2 separate regions of the Homo sapiens genome follow, and region 2 is linked to region 1. A link is an interaction called in ENCODE POLR2A ChIA-PET data of the cell type or tissue named here. Cell type or tissue: IMR-90. All regions are shown on one strand. Each heading gives the region's core, and the rest is flanking DNA. Links, peaks and the distances in the headings are about the cores only. Region 1 has its middle 24 kb from the start of WAKMAR2. Region 2 overlaps LOC124901411 (a long non-coding RNA gene).

The links. ChIA-PET counts read pairs that join two places held together with the same protein. Peaks named below come from ENCODE experiments on the same cell type or tissue, not always from the same donor. Only the 100,000 strongest peaks of a DNase experiment are listed, where the experiment ranks them.
Region 2: POLR2A ChIA-PET joins it to region 1 with 5 read pairs; 4 of 35 experiments call an interaction of 5 or more read pairs at or near these places.

What each region holds. Positions count from the first base shown.
Region 1 is chr6:137,891,046-137,893,959 of GRCh38, forward strand. No RefSeq gene overlaps it. Among named protein-coding and RNA genes, the nearest start is that of WAKMAR2, 24 kb to the left of the region's middle. In IMR-90, for the core only: no CTCF peak of the experiment used is centred there; a DNase peak (open chromatin) is centred at 1,296; H3K27ac peaks cover 287 bases.
Region 2 is chr6:137,696,297-137,699,210 of GRCh38, forward strand. LOC124901411 (a long non-coding RNA gene) reads left to right here. Exons shown (of 2, transcript XR_007059789.1): 2 at 2,381-2,914. Among named protein-coding and RNA genes, the nearest start is that of LINC03004, 32 kb to the left of the region's middle. In IMR-90, for the core only: no CTCF peak of the experiment used is centred there; a DNase peak (open chromatin) is centred at 1,505.

The DNA of each region.
Region 1 (2,914 bases), core at 267-2,766:
GCTCCTGTCTGGGGTTGCTGCCTTTCTTTCAGAGATGTCTTGCCCAGAGAGGAGGAATCTGGAGAGGCAGTCTGGCTATAGTGGCTTTGCTGAGCTGTGGTAGGATCCATCCAGTTTGAACTTCCTGGCGGCTTTGTTTACACTGTGAGGGGAAATCTGCCTACTCAAGCCTCAGTAATGGCAGACACCCCTCCCCACCACCAAGCTCGAGCATCCTAGGTTGACTTCAGACTGCTGGGCTGGAAGTGAGAAATTCAAGCTGGTGGATCTTAGCTTACTGGGCTCCATGGTGTTGGAATCTGCTGAGCTAGACCACTTGGCTCCTTGGCTTCATCCCCCTATTCCAGGGGAGTGAATGGTTCTGTCTCACTGGCATTCCAGGCACCACTGGGGTATAAAAAACAAACAAACAAACAAACAAACAAAAACTCCTGCAGCTAGCTCAGTGTCTGCCTAAATGGCCACCTAGTTTTGTGCCCAGGGCCCTGGTGGTATAGGCACTCAAGGGAATCTCCTGGTCTGTGGGTTGCAAAGACCATGGAAAGTGTAGTATCTGGGCCAGAGTGCACCCTTCCTCACAGCACAGTCCTTCACGGCTTCCCTTGGCTAGGGGAGGGAGTTCTCCAACCCCTTGAGCTTCCCGGGTGAGGTGATGCCCCACCCTGCTTTGGCCCATCATCCATGGGCTGCACCCACTGTCTAACCAGTCCCAGTGAGATGAGCTGGTTACCTCAGTTGGAAATGCAGAAATCACCCACCTTCTGTGCTGATCTCACTGAGAGCTGCAGACCAGAGCTGTTCCTATTCGGCTTCTTGCCAGCCACCAAGACAGAGTCTTGCTCCACCACCCAGGCTGGAGTGCAGTAGCATAATCTTGGCTCTCTGAGTTCTTCACCACCTGGGTTCAAGCAATTCTTGTGCCTCAACCTCCCAAGTAGCTGGGACTACAGGCATGTGCCCACACGCCTGGCTAATTTTTGTATTTTTAGTAGAAATGGGGTTTCACCATGTTGGCCAGGCTGGTCTCAAATTTCTGACCTCAGGCAATCTGCCTGCCTCAACCTCCCAAAGTGCTGGGATTACAGGCATGAGCCACACGCCCAGCCAAGGCTCTTTTTTTTTTCTGGAATATTCTTTTTTAATTTTTCATGCCATTCATTTGTTAGAGCAATGAGGTCATCTGTTAGATAGAGTATCCCACATTCTGGATTGGCTGGTTGCTTTCTTGTGGTGTCATTTAACTTGTTCTTTTGTACTTCTTACTAGATTCTGGTTCAGTGAGGCAAGAATCATTCACAGATGGTGCTGTGTGTTTCCCACTGCATTCCATCCTGGTTGAGCCATATGAATGCTGGCCCAGAGGAATCAAAGTCTCAGAGTGAACCTCCTCTTGTCTCCATTTTCTCCGCCATCTCACACCCGGCATTAGAAATTACAATTCATCAATCAGCGTGATGAACATTAGCATTTGACCATAAGTCATGAGGATTTCTAAAATTGGAAGTGACTTATAATTAGCAAATTATCTCTGACTCAGAAGATTGGCACATAGTGAAACAGAGCAGGTTTTGAGGTCACTGAAAGAGCCTGTTAGAGTAGGGCTCCCATCTGGACTTGGACAGATCTCTGGGGCTGAGTGTCCTATAAAGTACAGGTAGAAATTTATGCTGTGGTGTGTACATGCACTTTCTTCTGAACCAGAGCCCATGGTTTTCTTCAGAGTCTCAAAGAAATAAATAACTTTCCAAAAAGACAAAGAGCCTAAGGATTAGAAGGCTGAAAAATAAAGCTTGGAAGGAACTGGCTTTGCTTCAGCTTGCCCAGATATTCACTCCCAACACTGCAGGAAGCCTCCCATATACCACACGGTGGGAGCGAAGGGGACCTCACATCATCCGAAACTGAACTCATCACATTTCATGCCCCACCCTCTTCTTCCCATGCTCAGGGAGGAAAGGGCATTATCATTTTCCCAGGCTGGGGTGCAATGGCACCATCTCAGCTGACTACAACTTCTGCCTCCCAGGTTCAAACAATTCTCCTGCCTCAGCCTCCCAAGTAGCTGGGATTACAGGCGTGCGCCACCACGTCCAGCTAATTTTGTATTTTTAATAGAGAAAGGGTTTCACCATGTTGGTCAGGCTAGTCTCGAACTCCTGACCTCAAGTGATCCACCCTCCTCGGCCTCCCAAAGTGCTGGAATTACAGGCATGAGCCACCGTGCCTGGCCTTACATCCAAACTTTTAAGTGTATCTCCACAATGTCTCTCAAATCCACCCCTCCCCCTCCCCTTCTGCTGCTCTAGCTTGAGCTGGAACCTCCTTCATCCCTTTTTCCAGCCCACTTTTTGCTGTATCTTTATTAGTGACCTATGCCTGTGAATAATGGGCCTGGACATGCTTTCCCTCTAATTAAGACTTCCTGGGGGCTTTGTGTTGCTCCCAAAGCCCAAAGCAGGGTGCATGCCACCAGGAGATGCAGGAACAAAATAGAAGACCTCTGAGTTTATTTTTTCATCTTAAAAATTATGATATAAACCACATGTTGCTAGTATTTGATATATGAGTTGACAGTGTCTATGGGTCACTGTCACTGTATGCTTTACTTAGCTCAGAGGGGGGTCCCAGAGGCACCTTCACTCATTCATTCATTCAGGAATGATGCAGATGTGCCACCTACAAACTCGATTATCCGCACACTTAAACTTGAAAACTAAATTTTCTAGTCAGCTTAAAAATTACCCAAATGAAGGGTTTCAAGAGATTTTGAACCCATTTGTTGAGAATTTCAACTTATCTTTATAACTTCCCAACTAATTGACATCAAAGAAGATAGGAATTTACTAGCTGAGTTTCAACAAAAACTTCATACTTCATAACTGACAATGAAATGTGATTCACCATGAATTAGCAG
Region 2 (2,914 bases), core at 295-2,794, 190 kb before region 1:
CATAATTGAAGACCATTTAATGCTATGAAGCCATATACCCACTGGGAGACCCTCTGGATTCATCTGAGCCATTCTAGAAGCCACAAAAATATTTTTCTATTTTCACGGGAACTTATGGGTGCCTTGTACATGGTAGACATTGACAAATATGGAACTGAACCAACGTCTTGAAGACAATATAATGTGGCAGAGAAAGGAAAGCACCTGCCCAGGAAGAAACCTCAAACCTTGCGGAATGTAATGATCTACCCTCTCCGCTGATGTTCTTGGGCTACTGAGCACAGCTGGAGGAAAGCCTCCTAGTGAATTGGTTGTTCCTCCTATGATCTCTTGGGCTTGGGCATCATCAGGCCCTCCCCACTCCTGAATTTCTCTAAGGAGCTGTTTTTCGATTTTCCACTTTCTTCAAACCATCCATCCTCTACTTTCCTAAGAGAAAACAGAAGCCATTTGATGAAAATTCTAGTAAATCCGCCACTAAAACTTTGAATATTTTTAAAGAATGCTTTCTATTACATACATTAGAAAACCTAACTCAGCTGACTGAATTAGTAAGCTAATTTTATCAGCTCACATCTCAACAAGTGTTGTAGCAGGGCCTGTGAGTTTGGTTTTTCAGCAGCTCAGTGATGTTGTCAAGGGCCCAGGGTTTTTTTCCATCTCTCTTCTGTACTATGTCAGCTTGTCGACAGGCACTACATCCCCATGCAGCAACCTTTAGTGGAAGAAAAATTGTTCCCAGAAACATTACCAAGCCCCATAGCAAATTTCCCTTCATACCTACTTGACCAGAACTAGATCGTACGCCCACCCCTAAATCAACCCCTGGCAAGAGGAATATTTCCATGTTTAGCTTCTTCTAGATTAAACCAAGCATCAAGTTCTCTTTCTTAAGAGGCTGAAAACTGAAAATTGGAGGATGGACTTACCCCCAAATCCATCCCTCCTTTCCTAACAGTTTCACTCACTGCTCTTTCCCTGCACATGGTGCAGAGCATGATTAATATGTGTTGAGTTGATAAGTGAAGCTTGGCTCCTTGTCTTGGCCCTGCCACTAACCAGCCATGTTAAAATACTGAATGAACTTCTTGGACCTCTGTTTCCTGTTCTGCAAAAGGAGGGATTTAGTATAGCTTAAGGCCAACTATCACTGGCTCCATCTCCACGACTTCCTAGTGAAGTGAACAAAAGGTTCCCATACCTTAGGAGTGCCCAGCCTGCCCAGAGAGTGGCTGTGACTCCTTGTGGAAATTGTCAGCAATGACAGCTGTTGATGACAAGAGGTGTAGTAGTCACCTTTGTCAAAGCCCAGTCATGGTTCAGCAGGCAGAAGTCTGCATGCCTTCAAACCAGCTTTAGTTTCAGCTCAAGGCAGCAAACAAGGCAATTTCTTCCTAGGAATGCTGCCTGGCCCTGTCCATCCTGCCCAGGGAAACTTTGCAGGCCTTGCCACTTCTCAGGGTGAGGCAGTTGAGAGTTTATCACCATAAGCCATTGTTTTCACAGCAGTGAGAGCTCTGGACTTTCCCAGGAATTCCACTGGAATGTAAACAGTCTTCAGATCCCAGGCAGAAACCAGCGGATATCCTGAGCTGTCCAAAGTCCCATGTTGGATCCCAAAGATTTGATTTCTTTTTTTTTTTAAATCTTAAAATGTATTTTTGCTCATTAGATACATTTCTTTTTCTATCTCTAAATATTTAACACCCCTGATATCAGTTAATATTAATGATCTGGAATGAAAGAATAAATCAACTGAATAATAATTCTGTAATGAAAGTGTCATGCAAACAAATCTCCATGTTTCTGAACTCTATAAACTGTTAGAAACACAAGCTCATCAAATGTCCACCTTTTCATTGTCTCAGCCTGGCATGGTGGCTCACGCCTGCAATCCCAGCACTTTGGGAGGCTGAGGCGGTGGATCACCTGAGATCGGGAGTTTGAGAGCAGCCTGACCAACATGGAGAAACCCGGTCTCTACTAAAAATACAAAATTAGCTGGACGTGGTGGCACATGCCTGTAATCTCAGCTACTCGGGAGGCTGAGGCAGGAGAATCACTTGAACCTGGGAGGCGGAGGTTGCAGTGAGCTGAGATCGCGCCATTGCACTCCAGCCTGGGCAACAAGAGCAAAACTGTCACAAAAAAAAAAAAAAAAAGAGAATTACAATTCTGAATTGTTGTTGTTGTTGTTGTTTAATGAAATACAAATTCCTCTCCTTCCTATGCCAAAGTGCTCGGCCATCCAGCACGGCCTTCAAGCAGGGGACTTCAGAAAGATAGTCCACAGGAAGCCTGGGACTAAAAACTTGATGTTATTCAACTTGTGTGTTGATGATGACTGTAGGGCTAATGTTTTTCTGATTCTGTCTCTTAGATTCTCTCTGGACTATTTCATGGCTCAGGAACCACATCCTCCTTCCCCACTTCCTGAGTGTATGGGATGGCCACATATACTGAAGCTCAATCTTATGAAAAGAGCATTTCAGAGGCAGGAGGATCTGGATTTGAATTCCGGCTTGATCCTGGGCTGAACAGGACCAGTTCTGCTTTCTGCCCTGGGGCAAGTTACCCAACATCGCTGAGCATCTGTTTCCTTCACTATAAAATGAGGATGATGATACCACGTGGGATTGTTGAGAAGATAAAAAGAGAAAGCACTTGAAAAGCTTCTAAACATGACCTCTCACAAAGCTGTTCAATAACTGTTAGCTCCCTTTTCTCCTCCTTGCAGCTGCTGTTTCCTGGAGTTGCAAACGTTTCTAGGTGAGCTCATGTGAGACCATCTGAAACATTCCAAGAAGTAGTCCAGATGTAAAGACAGCTTTATCTTTGGCCAGGTGCAGTCTTACTAGAATGGCCCATCCTGGTAGAGAATCATGTGGCCCCTTAGACAACTATGACACCAGGA